Linked DNA regions of Homo sapiens: region 2 is linked to region 1. The links are chromatin contacts, found by Hi-C or POLR2A ChIA-PET in ENCODE. All regions are on one chromosome and are shown on one strand. Each heading gives the region's core, a stretch centred on a gene start or an enhancer-like site at or near the end of the contact. The rest is flanking DNA. Distances are from core to core; before and after follow the strand shown.

The links. Hi-C counts contacts between places; a loop is a spot of excess contacts on that map. ChIA-PET counts read pairs that join two places held with the same protein, here RNA polymerase II (POLR2A). Pooled maps may share reads with other maps.
Region 2: a loop to region 1 is called in a pooled map, with 8 times the contacts of the local background. The contact joins the enhancer-like site here to the promoter of SPATA17 in region 1. A Hi-C loop is called at or near these places in 1 of 37 single-sample maps with no recorded cell type and 3 of 50 pooled maps. POLR2A ChIA-PET finds 5 or more read pairs at or near these places in 1 of 52 experiments (endothelial cell of umbilical vein).

The regions. Positions count from the first base shown.
Region 1 is chr1:217,626,327-217,634,113 of GRCh38, reverse strand. SPATA17 (spermatogenesis associated 17) reads right to left here and starts at 2,770. Exons shown (of 11, transcript NM_138796.4): 1 at 2,668-2,770. The coding sequence starts at 2,735. GPATCH2 (G-patch domain containing 2) reads left to right here and starts at 3,024. Exons shown (of 10, transcript NM_018040.5): 1 at 3,024-3,198. The coding sequence starts at 3,143. RefSeq lists enhancers at 2,746-2,985, 3,016-3,085.
Region 2 is chr1:224,495,256-224,503,042 of GRCh38, reverse strand. It overlaps a transcript of CNIH3 not described here. Among named protein-coding and RNA genes, the nearest start is that of WDR26, 64 kb to the right of the region's middle. RefSeq lists enhancers at 1,800-2,300, 2,301-2,801, 4,177-4,708, 4,784-4,983, 4,709-5,238. Within about 2 kb of position 4,727, at least 30 of the 41 ENCODE cell types and tissues checked have a DNase peak (open chromatin) inside an H3K27ac peak, as active enhancers do; they include endothelial cell of umbilical vein, where a contact is called at or near this core.

The DNA of each region.
Region 1 (7,787 bases), core at 1,521-4,020:
ATTTTCAGTCTCTTTGATGGGCTGGCCAAAACATAAACACACACCAAACATTCCCTGTGGGAGCAACTTTCCAGAGTATTATGTCAGTCGGGCAACCCACACTCCTCCTATTCTTTGTAGTTCAAAATCTCCTCCTGTATTTGCTGCTCACTTCTTGGAGTTCCAGATCCTTCCTCTTTGTTAGGCAGAGGAGCTTCTCGTTTCCACATTGGACTTCCAGGCCTCACAGGACTCAGATACTAACCTAAACACTTAGGAATGTATTTTCTCAACCAAGTCATCTTTCAGCTTCAGCGTTATTCTGATGCTAGCCATTAGGAAGAAGCCTTTTTGTCCGTACCTTGTTACGAAAACAGAAGACATTGAAAGAAACCAAGGAGACTTTAAATTGTTTCCCACAACTCTGTTCCCTACATGTTAACGGATTTGGGACAGTACACTCAAGCCATTTGGACCTCTGGATCTTGGTGCTTGTTGCAATTTAATTAAATCAGCTTAATGGGAAGAAAATTTTGTTTAGTGACAGTGAACAGCGGAGGTTTTAGAGTTAGATTAGTTGGCTCTGATAATTCATAATTGACCTCAAGACATCCGCCTGCCCTGGCCTCCCAACGTGCTGGGATTACAGGCCTGAGCCACTGTGCCTGGCCAATTAATTGTTTGTTTGGCACTTCATCAGGCTTTTCTAGAACATTGTTCTATAGCTCTAAAAATATAGATTATCTAATAAATAGATAATTTCTACATTAACTTATAACATTGTGATAACCAAGTGAAATATCATATGTAGTTGTTCCTGGTGCAATCCCTCATATATAATCAGTCCTCAAAAAATACTGGTTGTTTCCCTTTCTGTCCATGTTACTCTATTGTTGTTATTATTTATTTATTTATTTATTTATTTATTTATTTATTTGAGACAGAGTCTTGCTCTGTCGCCCAGGCTGGAGTGCAGTATTGCGATCTCGGCTCACTACAACCTCTGCCTCCTGGGTTCAACTGATTCTCTTGCCTCAGCTTCCAGAGTAGCTGGGACTACAGGCGTGCACCACCATGCCTGGCTGATTTTTGTAATTTTAGGAGAGACAGGGTTTTGCCATGTTGGCCAGTCTGGTCTGGAACTTCTGCCCTCAAGTGATCCATCTGCCTCTGCCTCCCAAAGTGCTGGGATTACAGGCATGAGCCACTGAGCCCAGCTAGTATTGTAATTATTTTTTAAAAGCCTATATTCCATACAAGGATGTGAACATCATGATGGATGGGGCTTATTTCATTTATATATGTCATAAATACAGCACCTGCCACATACTCTAAATAAATAGATAATTTCTATGTTTAGCTATTGTTAGTATGTTTACTTAAACCAGGGCTACAGATTTATTGAAAAATTCATTAATGTGAGTCTTCAACAATTATTGTGTTACTATTATTTGTATGGGGCTATCATAGACGTTGGAGACAAAAATAATGGTGAGCAAAATAAGAGACACTGTCTCTGCTACTAGTTTAAGAGGGGAGATAGATATTATCTCATAAAAGAATGTAAAATTGAATTGTGATCAGTGCTGTAAGAGAGGTACGTTGTGAAATAATGATGTAGTAGGTGAGATAAACGTTAGAATAAAAGCAGCTCAGCAAGACCCTATCTCATTGACATATTTTCCATTGGTCTGTCATGTCACTGTATTCCATAATAGTCTAATTCACTTTTTTGCAGTTTCTTTTAAGTTACAAAAACTCCTGGGGCAATGCTTCTTTAAAATGAAACTCTTCCTGGGCAAGAAGTTTGGCTGTAGGGAGATGAAGAAGACTGCTAGTGGTTTTCTTACCCGTTATCTATTAATTAATATATTGGTACTAGTTACCGTGTCAGAATGGTTTAGACACTTTCATTTTATTTTATTTTATTTATATTTATTTATTTATTTATTGAGACAGGGTCTTAATTTGTCACCCAGGCTGGAGTGCAGTGGTACAATGTCGGGTCACTGCAACCTCTGCCTCCCAGGTTCAAGCGATTCTCCTGCCTCAGCCTCCGGACTAGCTGGGATGACAGGCATGTGCCACCATGCCCGGCTAGTTTTTGTATTTTTAATAGAGACGGGGTTTCACCATGTTGTCCTGGTTGGTCTAGAACTCCTGGCCTCAGGTGATTCGCCCCCCTCGGCCTCCCAAAGTGCTGGGATTACAGGCGTGAGCCACCACACCCGGCAGATACGTTCATTTTAAAAAGGCGAATGAGTCATAGAACAATTGAGTTTAGTGATGTTTGTAAAATAACGGAGGCTCAAATCCCTAGGTAGATGGGACACAATCTGAGTTCATTGGGCTAGTGAGTCAGGGTGACCCCCAGTCAGGGTATTGAACATAGGTTTCATCAAATTGCAGAGTGGTGATGTCGAAGAAAAAAAGCACTTTACAATTTTATCTATGCTGGGAGTTTCCTTAAATCATCTCACACTGAATATCTACGGCCCCTCTCTATTTAGAATTTCGTTGTATGGTAACAGAAACTCCCAATTATGTTTGCAGCCCATTAAGGGAAGAATTGGGTACTACTTAATGAATTAGGGTAATCGTTAAATCGTTAATTGGAAACTCCCGCTGAGGAACAACTGGTATAAAGTCACGCCCGCCCTTTACGCGATCCTTCTCTTCCTGACTTACCTGTTCCTAAAGTAGTACTGATTTCCTACAGTCGACGACCTAGCTTGCAGCCGGGCTAACGTGGCCATGGTCTCTTGGCCTTGGGTTTACAACTGGTGTTACTACCGGTCTCCATGGTAACTGGGCTAAACCATAGCTCACTCCCGGGGTTCGACTTTTTGTTCACTCCTCTTTTCTCTCATGCTGCTTTGACTTTAAGAGCACTAAAAAGAGAATTAAGAAATTTCTGTGTAGCACAAAAGTTTAATTTATTTGTCTCTGTCTCTACTGCGAGTAGGAAGAGGGGATTATAGGAAGGGGAAAGCAGTAAACGCGGAGAACTAATGGTTGCTCCGGGCATCCGGTTTCCGCCGCCTGTCGGCTTCCGGAAGCTCATCTCAAAATGCTGAACTGCTCTTTGGAAGTCGCCGGTGCTGTTGTAGTTGGAGTCTGTTCACGGGCCTGAGCTTCGAGGCCAGGCTCCCGGGTGTCGTTAATGTTCGGGGCCGCCGGGCGCCAACCGATCGGAGCTCCAGCAGCCGGGAACAGCTGGTGAGGCTGGCGGCCCTGGGGAGGGGGAGGTCAGGGAAGGGTGTGATTGCCCGAGGCCGCTCCGCTGGACCTGGAATGGAGGCGGGAGGGAGCTGTGATGGATGATCTGAAGACATCTAGGCCTTGCTCTCACTCATTCCTGGGATGCACGCAGTTTGAGGGAGCTCTTGGGTGTGTGCCAAAGATTTGTGAAAGAATACAGTAAATGTTTTCTGATTGCTTGTTTAACAATATTTTAGAAGTCAAGCTTCCTGTACTCCAGGAGCAATTCATCTCCTCATTGATTGTTGACAACACTAGGGACAGGAAGAATTTATCTTAATCCGGGCCTTATTCCCCACTCCTCTTTCAATATTTACCAGATTATACCAAGTCTTTTGGAAGATAAATTCCAGAAATCTAGAGTTCTGGAAGTTCAATCGTGGAAAACACATCACCCTCTCACCCCCTTTTTTAAAGAGAGAGGGTAACCTACCTGTTTCCACCCTCTTGAACATTCTATTCAAGTTAAAGTGAGATATGTATGGGGGCTTTCCAAGAACCTATAACTGTCAGGATTAAGTTTGGGGCTTGACTATGTCTATGGTATCATGTTAGAATAATATATTGCTTTGACTTTTCAAAGTATTTCCACAAATTAATACACTTTATCCTATGACAGCCTTGTGATAGCAGAATATCACAAGCACAGAAAATTCAAGTACCGTGTCCAAAGTTGCCCTGTACATTTTAATCCTAGAGCTAGAATCCTGATTTGGGGATTTCTAGTTGAACACTCTGTATTATCTGTCCTGTTTTTCTCCCAAGCCCTTTTCCTCCAAACATAACATAAGACAACCAGTGACACAAACAAGCAATTTCCCATTGAAAATCCTCAAACATAAAGTTCTGACCAACAGGTGAAAGAAATGTGGCTAAATGGTGCGTGTTCATTCCTAGATTCTGCAAAAATTAGAACATGAGGAATTCTAGTAGTCTGTGATCTCAGATAATTGCTTTTCCATCACCTATCACTGAAAAGTTAAAAGAATACCTTATCCAAAATATTTCTAGTTGGACCTGATCATCCTGTAGTTAATTTTATAGTGAATATAGATTTGATTATACTATTTGTAAATTATTACATTTTCCAGTGAGAAAAGTAGGGAGCATTTTTTAAATGAACCAGTTTTTAATGGTATAACTAGCATAGAATGAAATGCACAATTTTTACAGGCTTAATTTTATTAGTTTTGGCAATTGCATATACTTATGTAAACACCACACAAAACAAGATAATGGATTTGTCCATCACCCCACAGTTCCCTCTCAAGGATACCTGTCTTAATGTTTCACTGTTCATTATCTTGGTTAAGTCAGGGAGACAAAATGTCCTATGTAGATTGGTCTGCTCTTCCTAGGGTGCTATTGATTTGTAGGGTAGGTGACTACATCAGAATGTGATTGATTCTCTCAACTTCTTTTACCTTTAAAATCATGGTTAGGTACTGAGAGAAACCTCCTTCAATTCTCTTTAAAGGCTCGCTTGTCATACAACTCACCATTTCTTATGGCACCAGAGTATAACAAAGTGGTAGCACTTAGTATTTTTGAATGAAATTCTAAAGTCATTCCTGTTCTGTCAGAATGAATATGTTCCAGAAAACTGGATCTTTATTTTCTAGTCTATCTGTATGACTATCTGTATGACTATCTGGAATGTAAAAATTCCAGATTTCTTAATGGAATTTTCTTCTTCATTAATTGAACAGATATTTACTATATAAGTATGTTTGATCCCAGTAATAAATTCCAGTCCCACTGGGAATACTGCTACTAAGCAGTTAATTAGGTGCCAGGTTTTACAAATATGTGTCATCTCATGTAAATCTTTTGAGGTAGGTGTATCATTCTTTGCATTTTAGATAAGGTGACACAGAAGCAAAGATGGTTTAAGTAACTGGCCTAAGTATCATATTTGCAGGATGATTCCAGTATACCCCCCCAAAATTCTTAACCACTTTTATATGTTGCCTATGTGTCTGAATGAGATATAATATCTCAAGGAATATGTAACCTAGCAGTTAGATGCCCAAATTTGTTAACCAGTCTGGATTTTCTGACTTATTTAGCTCCCATCTTGACTTTTTCAACTTCTCCAGTGTGGACGTTGCTGTTTCAATTTTTAGGCACCAAATGGGTAAATGTGGATAATTTCTGTATTCAACTATGGTATTCTTTTTTTTTTTTTTTTAACTTTATTATGTGGCTTTGCTTAAAAAAAAGCCATTAAAATAAACTATATTGACTCTGGACTTTTGTTTCTGCATTTTCATTCCTATTAGGTATTTTGATTTTATTGAAATCCAGAAAACTGCATAGTAAATGGTGTGCATTTTTTTGAATTGCTTGTTTTTTGGAGTTTGTTAGTCTTGAACTTAGTTGCATACTGGCAGGTTTGAGTCAGGTTTTTGTTTCAACAATTAAGAATCAAAGCAATAAACAGTATGATTTTGTTCAAGTAATTCATTAAATTTGTTATAGCTTCTTAGCATCCATATTTATGTCAAGCTGGAAGCCTTTACGTTGTCTTTGATAATTTTTCCTTAACTTCACATTTACTTAGCTAAAAGCCTAGAGTGTCTGGCTTGTTAATGTAGCAGAAAATTTGGAATATGGATTGTCTAAAAGTTTTAGTCATTATGTTTTTCTTTTGTTTTTTGTTCAGTCATTTAGTCATTCATTGGTTTGCTCATCTGGCAGATTATTTTTTAAAATCTGTTATGTGTCAAGCAGTATGCTTCTAATTAATATTCAGTTGTCTTCATTCTCATTCCTGTTATAGGAATTCAGGTTATATGTTCAGTAAATTTTTATTGAACAGTTACTGTATGTTAATATAAACATTAAATAAGACTCATTTCCTACTTACTGTTTGCCTAATGCATTTGAATATATGCATATTGACAAGAGCTATAATGAATTACTTATTAGATTCTAAATTTTTTGTTTTGTTTTAAACTGACTTTATTTCCTATAGGCAGCTTTTTAATAGTTTACATTTTGAAAGCAATTAGAATGTAAGGAAAAGTTTGAATGACTCATGAAGTCATTAAATGAAGTAGCAAAAAAATCAGAAGCATGGTCTTCAGATTTAATAATAAATGAGCTTGCCTTATTAAATCACTAATTTGGAAACTAGGGTTAGACTTTTTTTTTCTTAAAGCCATTCACGGTTTGATTTTGAGCAAACCATGGTAAAGAGGAAAGAAAACTTCCTGAAAGTTCCTATGGTAACAAAGGTGACAAAGTAGAAGCTGCCAGGAGCACCCGTGATTGAATACAAGTTAGTGGAGCTTTTGCTTCCTTTCCAGTTTTAACGGGGAAGGATTATTTAATCTTTTTAACTTTACATATGTATATTTTTAAGGTGGAAATAGGTCAGATACATAGCATTAATTTTTTTTAATTTGGGATTTAAAATTTTTTTTTAGCTCCATAGAGTCTTCAAGGAGTCCATGAACTTACTGAAATTGTATGCAGCAATTTATATATGTCTGCTAGCCTTCCTTTTCCCGACATTCAGAGTGCTTCATGACCTCAGAAAGATTGAAGGCCTTTAACTATAATACCCTCAAGATTCCCAGTATGGTTATATCTTAAAAGCAGAATTATTTGGGATCTTTTGGTGACCAGTTTCTCTTATTTGTGGGTAGAGGTCGTTGAAACATGAAATAACTTACCTTGAACATTAAGTACCCACTCATCCTCAGAAAAATCTTTTCAAGGTAGAAATTATGCAGATTTTTATGATGAATAAACAGAATCAGAAGATAGGTAATTTGTCCAATGTCCTATAGCTAATGAATATAACTGGAATTAGCTACCAAATTCATAGCCTTGATTTCTAAGCTCATGTTCTCTGTAGTTTTCTCCCAGCCTTTTTTTTTTCCCTAGAGAATGGTGTTTCCTATTTATTGCCTAATATTAATGTAAAGTTGTAATTAATCATTTACATGTTTCAGAATAAGATAATTCTTCCCTATCCCACCCTACCTTTTTCAAAAAGAGAGAAAAAATTTACTTTTGATTAATAATTTAAATAGGTGAGTCAAGGATTTTCTAAACTAGCATAAGTGTCGACATTTAGTGTTAGGGTTATTGATAATTTTCCTAAGATAATGCCTGCCCACTCCCTCACATATATATAAAAGGAGAAAATTGAAGACATAGTCTCTTAATAGATTCCTAGGTTGAGATAAGGACTTATTTGATGAATAATATTCCCATTGAGGAGGGAAATATATAAATTCCCATAAGCAGCAGAAATCTTAAGATAATTCTTAGGGATCGTATGGTGTTAAATTAGTCATAAAGTCATTAGTCATTTAGCCTTGATGTGGCATCTTGAAGGCTCACCATTTGCATGTTTAGTCACTCATTTTCATAGTCTACACTATTATGCATTACTTTTAATCTGCTTGGTTCAGCTGTTTGCTGCATACTTTTAGGACCAACCAACATTTTCTATCTTAAATAAAAGCTAATATGATAATGGAGGCGTATAAGTACAAGACTATCTTTGTGTTAAGTTTGTGAGTAGTTTATAA
Region 2 (7,787 bases), core at 3,478-5,977, 6.9 Mb before region 1:
CTCCCCGGGAGAGCTGTTTGCCTTCCTTCTGCCCTTCTGGGGTTGGCACCCAGCTGTTTCTTCCCTCCTCCTCCTCCCTCACCCTCCAAAGCTCCGATCCCATCACCTTAGCCTGTGTTCTACCCCCTGTCAACTCACAGGCTTTCAACATCTCACCCTTCCCTCCACCTTTTATGTCTCTGGGCTCTGTTCCCCACCATTCATATGGTGTTTAAATCCACGGCTTCCTTTCAGTGGTTAGAGAAGGGATAAAAGCTTCCCTTTATGTTTGCCAGTGTTTAAATTGCTTCTGAAAACACCCAGCGGTGAAAACTATGAAAAGGGGACAGTCTTTTCAGCTGATTGTTTATGTAGAACTCGGCAGGGAATGTAAGCAGGGGGGTTGCTCAGTAATTACTGGACTCCATTCCCCTGGCACGGGCCCCGCCCTCCCTAACTCTAGAGGTGGAATGGCAATCCACCTCCCCACGCTGCAGGTTACACTGGTGCAAGAGTGCCTAGACCAGGAGGAAGGCTGTTCGTTCTGCTCATGCAAGCCAGGAGGCTCTGGAAACAGGCAAAGTGGGTTTAGCGATAAAGAAATAGGCCAGCCTCCAAATAAAAGGCTTTCGGCTCTTGCTCCATGGCTGTGCCTTTCAGGAGAGCTGGGCTTTCGGCTCCAAAGGCTGCCCTTCTCCTCTTTCCTCCATGCTGTCCACATGGAGTCTCTATCACGAGATACTTCTGCTGACCAGCTACGTTCACAGAGATCATTTCTGGCTGCAATCTCACTCACACCACTTATTTTATCCCAGTAGATGTTTGTTTCGGCCCCTAATTTCCATTCCCTTGGGCCAGTAAAGTGACTTGATTCCCTCTGTTTCTGAGGACCCCAAGAAAACCAGGGCTTCACTCTCCGGGAGCCGTATCTGCAGCACTCCTGGGTTCTGCCCACAAGTGGTATCCTCAGGGAAGACCCCTCTGGGCAAACCATTCTGAACAAGGCCCAGAGGATCCTCTGCTCACCTGCCCTCCCCACATTCTTCAGCACCTCCCTCCAGTTGCTCATGAAGCCTCCAGGTCCTCTGCCCCTCCACCCTACCTTCCTCCAGCCTCCTCACCACAGAATCATCTCCAACAGGGACCCCTCTTCCAGGAAAGTAGCTGGTCACAAACAAATTTCTGTATAAAGCAGTGGCTCACGCCTGTAATCCTAGCACTTTGGGAGGCCGAGGCAGGTGGATTGCCTGAGCTCAGGAGTTTGAGACCAGCCTGGGCAACACAGTAAAACCCCGTCTCTACTAAAATACAAAAAATTAGCTGGGCGTGGTGGCACGCACCTGTAATCCCAGCTACTCCAGAGGCTGAGACAGGAAAATCGCTTGAACCTGGGAGACGGAGGTTGTAGTGAGCCGAGATCGCGCCACTGCACTCCAGCCTGGGCGACAGAGCGAGATTCCATCTCCAAAAAAAAAAAAAATTCTGTATAAAACATTATCATGATTAAGAACATGAACTCTGGGGTTAAAAAAAAAAAATATATATATATATATATATAGGTTCAAGCCTATGCTGCTGTCTGCTGAGCATGTGACCTTGGGCAATTCGCTTATATCACTCTAAGCTCCAGGACCCTCATCTGTAAACTGGATACAATAATAATAGTATCTGCCTCATGGTGCTGTTGTCAAGATTAAATGAGATTAAATAAAATTATGAGAAGAATTCTTTACAAAGTGCCTTTCACCCAGTAAGCTCTCAATAATGATAGTATTATTGCCCATGACCATTTATTCAACACTCTTAAACCCCTACAATGAACAAAGTATGACTCCGCCTACCTCAAGTGTCTTTCTGTTCAATATAGGAGTCAAATATACAAACAAGTGGACATAAAACAAAGCAGAATTAGTAAATGCACATGAGATAGAAACATGATATGCTTTAGAGAGTAGAGAGATGAAAAAAAAGATTACTGTTTCCAGAACAGAAGAGGCACAGCAGCAGAGGTGGCCCACGAGCAAGGCTTTGAAGCATAAGCAGGGCTCTGATCAGTGGAAGCAGATGGTAGGTTCCAGGAAGTGGCAGAAGGGGAGGCATGGAGATGTGATGGTGCAGGGTGTGTGGAATGCACAGATGCCGGCTGCTTCCTCGGGTTCCAGCCCCCCTTCTTCCATCCTAGCAGCCTCATTGTCCACTTAGGCATCCACTGCATTGTGGGGAGTCTTGAGGTCAAGGGAAATCGTGCAGCAGGTAGCCACTCAGCACATCCCAGCCCACTGGCGACTGGGGTTGGTGCAGGGGCAGATGTACGTCAGAAACAAGTCTACTCAGATTAAAGATCAGTCATGAATGCTGGGGAAAAGTCATTCTTTTTTTTTTTTCTTTGCTTTTTTGTCTCACTCTGTCGCCCAGCAGGTTGGAGTGCAGTGGCACAATCTCGCCTCACTGCAACCTCCGCCCCCTGAGTTCAAGCCATCCTCCCTCCTCAGCCTCCCAAGCAGCTGGGACCACAGATGCATGCCACCAAGCCTGACTAAGTTTTTGTATTTTTGGTAGAGATAGAGTTTCGTCATGTTGGCCAGGCTGGTTTCCAACTCCTGAGTTCAAGCTATCTGCCTGCCTCGGCCTCCCAAAGTGCTGGGATTACAGGCATGAACTGTTGCACCAGCCAAGTCATTCTTTCTTTAGAGACATGAGATGAAGGCTGCTGGCAACCATTTTGGGACCATGAGAATTAGGAAGAAATTGTGGCCAGGCACAGTGGCTCAGTTTGTAATCACAGCACTTTGGGAGGCTGAGGTGGGAGGATGACTTGAGACCAGGAGTTCAAGAGACCAGTCTGAGCAACATAAGGAGACACTATCTCTATAAAAAAAAAAAATTGTTTTAATTAGTCAGGCTTGATGGTGCAGGCCTGTAGTCCCAGCTACTAAGGAGGCTGAGGTGGGAGGATCACTTGAGCCCAGGAGGTCAAGGCTACAGTGAGCCATGATTGTGCCACTACACTTCAGCCTAGGAGACACAGTAAGATCCTGTCTCAAAAAGAAAAAAGAAAAAAGAAAGAAAGGAATTAGATCCTTGGGGAATTGTTGAGCCTTACCCAAAGCCCCACTCTGACACTAGATTTCTTTTTCTTTTCTTTTTTCTTTTTTTTTTTTTGGTAGAGATAGGATGTCGCTATGTTGCCCAGGCTGGTCTTGAACTCCTGGCCTCAAGCGATCCTCCTGCCTCAGCCTCCCAAAGTGCTGGGATTACAGGTGTGAGCCACAGTGCCCAGTCAGCTGACTCTAGACTTCTTTTGTCCCAGAAGCAAATAACGGCGTGTATTGTATAAGGCAGTTGAGCTATGCTTTTCAGTTTCTTGATGTTCAAAAAATGACCCGAAATAGAGAGTTATAAAAAATTGAAACTAGAAAGGTATTAGAGGGTTAAATCATGAAAGGCTTTCCTTGCCCCATTCTAAGGCATTAGACTTTATGCAGGCAGTAGGAAATCCCATTGAAAACTGTTGAGGAGGGAGGTGGCACATCAAATCTGTTTTAGGAAATTGATGGCAGGATGAAAGATAGACTGGAAGGGAGAGGGATTAGAAGCAAACCAACAAAAACAACGATTGATTAGTCATGAGTCTCGGCTGGTAAAGGACATTTTATCAAATATCTCCAGATGTCCACATGGCCTGGAGTGGGGAAGAGTAAGAAAGCAGAGATACCTATGGCAACCTCTCTTCTTATCAGAACCAATGGCCTGCCCTTCACCCTTAAGAGCTTAGTGTATACAGCAGAGAGTCCAAATCCTAATACTGTATTACAATACCTCAGAAGGCTACCCAGTTGTCATAGAAGCTTCAAACAACAGGAAATTTTTAATTTTAAAACAAAGTCCATTTTAATTTAAATTTTTAACTAACATTTTTAAAAGGCGGGGAGTAGGATACAACCCCAAAACAATAAGCTTTAACGGAGTGTCTTCACTACCAAAAGTTTGTGAATCACTGATCTAAATCATGGCACTCCCAGCACCCCTTCCCGGAGCGGGTGCCAGTCCTGGCATGGGTTCCCAGCCCTCTGGGGAGCTACTGGTGTGCTAAAGCTTTGCAGTGCCTGCGGACAGGAAGAGGCTCCAGAGCTCCCAGAGCTCCCATCCTCAGATCCACAAAAAAATGCGAATCTCTCCTAGAGCAATGTAAGTGTCTTGATTCCTCTTCCTGTCGCCTTTCCCCGCTGCCCTTTCTGCTGCACTGTTGCAGCACTGGGCTGATGACGCCAGGGCAGTGAAGGTTCCTTGCCCCCCGCATCTTCCCCTGTGCTGAAGCAGCGCATGGTAACCTGGCTGCCCGTGTTCTGATGCATTCTCCATTCTTTCCCACAGGCACACTCCCACCTGCATTCCAAACTGACTGTTTCATTTACATAATTCCAATAGCTTTCACTGCCAGCTTCCTGTTTTTGTAAACTCATGTAGAATTTTTTAGTTTCATAAGAAACAAGGGCCCCAGCTCACAATCACCCTCTACCAACATAGTTTATCTGCATCAAAGAAGACAGGGAAGCTTCTGTCCATTGGTTTCCCTTCTTATTTTAGAAATAGAAGCTTAAAAAACACCCCAGTGGTTTCCAATCCAGAGAGTTGCATATAAGCTTTTGACTTTACTGGTTACTGGCTTCCTGTTAACTGAAAGAAGTTTCAAGCTGAGTCAGAGAAGAGAACCGGGCCCAGCAGTGATTCATTAGTGTTGCTAATGACACCCCTACCGCCACCACCATCACTGCTGCTTTTGCTGGGGCTGCTGGGGCCTCCATGTTAGCCTAATCCTAAGAGAGCAAGAAACTGAAGCCATTGTCCTGATTTTCTCTTCCAGATGGCATTGCAGTGGCAGCAGTGAGCACAGGCCAAGCAAGACTGGCCTTGAGATGAGGAGGCCAGATGGGCCCTGAATCAGGGTGGTTTCAGGATGCCCAGGAAGGCACTGCTGCTGCAGAATAACTTCCCCCTCTCCCTGCCCTCCCTTTGCACAGTGCCTGAAGATTCTTCCTCCTTCTGAGCTTTTCTGGTCTTCCTGTAAGATACAAATACAGCTTAAAAGGGCTGCTCATACCCTAATATGATTAATGTGATGAGCTCACTTTGGAAAATACTAATCACTTGAGACATGCAGATGGAAGAGATGCTGAATTATAACCCAAAAGACTACCAGGCCAGAAAAGACAGTCAGGAAAGAGATGCAAGTGTCAACTACTTCTCAGTTTTGCCCAGATCCGGGCTTCACTGCAGGGTCATAGTCAGGAGCATCTGACCACCATACAGCCAGCAGTGCAGGAAGTGTTCAGCACTCTTCAGCCATGACTCTAGTTTAGGGATTTCTCTCAGTGCCAAGATCCTCCTGGAGGGCTCCAACAAACAGCAACACATAAAAAAAGTTGCTTTAGAAATGCATCTATAACAACAAAGGGTTCCCAACCCATATTCTTGCAGCTAAGTCTGTCATATGCATTATCTTATCTAATCTTCACAGCAACCTAGGAAACATCACTTCTCCTGATTCTACAGATGAACAGTGAAGATGATGCCACAAGTAAATTTCTGACTTAAAATATCATATTCCATCACAGTATAATTGATTAATTCCTAGACTTTAAAAATCAACATATCATTCACATAACATAAAATCTATCATTTTTTAAAGTAAACATAAAATCTATCATTTGTTAAAGTATACAGTTCAGTGGTTTTTAGTATATTCACTATGTTGTGCAAACATCACCACTAGCTAATTCTAGAACATTTTCATCACCCCAGGAAGAAATCTTGTACCTATTAGCAGTCACTCCCAATTCCTCCCTATGCCTCTCTCCCTGACAACCACTCCTCTACTTTCTGTCTCTATAGATTTGCCTATTTGAACATTTCATATTAATGGAATCATAAAATGTAGTTTTTTTGTGACTGGCTTCTTTCACTGCATGTTTTCAAGAGTCATCCATGTTGTAGCATATAATAGTACTTCATTCCTTTTTATGGCTGCATAATATTCCATTGTATGGATATACCACATTTTGTTTATCCATTCATCCATCAAAGAACACTTGAGTTGCTTCCCCCTTTCAGCTATTGTGAATAACGCTGCTATGAACATTATTGTACAAGTTTTTGTGTGGACATATGTTTTCAATTACCTTGGGAATTCCTAGAGTTTTTATATATCTGAAAACATAGGTAAGTCTAAAAGAAATGAGTATCAGCTATGGTATTGCATTCATTACAAGGTATTTATAATATGCCTGTTTTCAATAAGGATTTGCAGTATTCCCACCATGATATCCTATGCCACCTGTAGTATTGTACCCGTCACACTGAGTCTGTTTCCACAACTGCATGGAGTGCTCTTTGAGGGAAGGGACCCATCCTGTTCACTGTAAACAATTTCTTAAGTATAAGTCGCTACCTGTCTGTGAAGCAGCAGCACCTTCCTGGGCATGCTGAAACCACCCTGATTCAGGGACCATCTGGCCTCCTCATCTCAAGGCCAGCCTTGCTTGGCCTGTGCTCATACTGCTATACCACCTGGAAGAGAAAATCAGGAGGCTTCAGTTTCTTGCTCTCCTAGTATCAGGCTAACATGGAGGCCCCAGCAGCAGCAGGAGCGATGGTGGTAGCAGAAGGGGTGTCATCAGCAACACTAGTTAGGTGGGCCAGAGCTGAATGGACTGGAGTTGACATCTGCCCACGGGACAGCCAGCAGCACAGAAAGTGCTCAGACATGGAAGTTCTCCCCACAGTCTCCTCAGGCAGGAATGGATCAATTAGACCCTCCTCGAGTGGATGGTGGTTGGTATAAGCCAAGAGACACAAGAGAGGAGGCAGCAAGCAGCAGCCCTGAGGAAGCAGAAGTTCTAGGGTATTGAGAACGACATGTAGTTGTTCAGTAACTGCTGGGCTGGCAGAGAGGCTGAGACAACAGACTCGTGCAGCTGGGAGGACAAGGGGCTGAGTCTCTGCCACTACATGAGATCTTGAATAATTTTTCACTTCCCAGATTATGTTTCACTCCACATGAAAAGAGCATATCTTACTGCTTAGTTGCGCTCTCTCTGCCCACGGATAGCTCACAGATGCCTTTTTCATTGTTGTGTTTTGCAGAGATGGGGTCTCACTGTGTTCACAGGCTGATCTCAAACTCTTGGCCTCAAGGGTTCCTCTTGCCTCAGTCTCCCAAAGTGATGGGATTATAGGAGTGAGCCATGATGCCCACACTCAGCCCGCTCCTCTTGCCCAGAGAGTTTGCACATGGACTGCTGCTCCCCGACCCCCTCCTCCAGCCACTTCTCTCCAATAGCAAATGCCCTTCCCCTGGTGAATGCCCATTCCTCCTGGGATCTCAGCTCAGCATCACTTCCTCCAGGAGGACCCCTTGGAGCAGTAAAATCCTCTCCTCTAAGCCCTCACAGCTGCATCAGCGTCTTTGTGACACCACTGCTGTAAGACTGCATCTATGGAGTGATTCATTCATATTGATGCCCAGCTACACAAACACTCCATTAAAGTAGAGACTATTTTGGCTCAGCTTTGTATCCCCAGCACCTAGCCTGACACCTAGCAGGGCAATAAATATTTGATGAACGAATGAATTCATCGTTTTTTTCCAGGAAGGAAACAAGTCCAATTTTTAAGTAGTTAAGGATACAAGACCTTCCCATTGATCTTGTAGTAAAAAATCATATTGGATTGACAAAACTCAAGGTATATACAAGGCATGTCCTGGGACCCTCTCCTTCTGCCATAGGAAGGACAATACCTTGGCATGG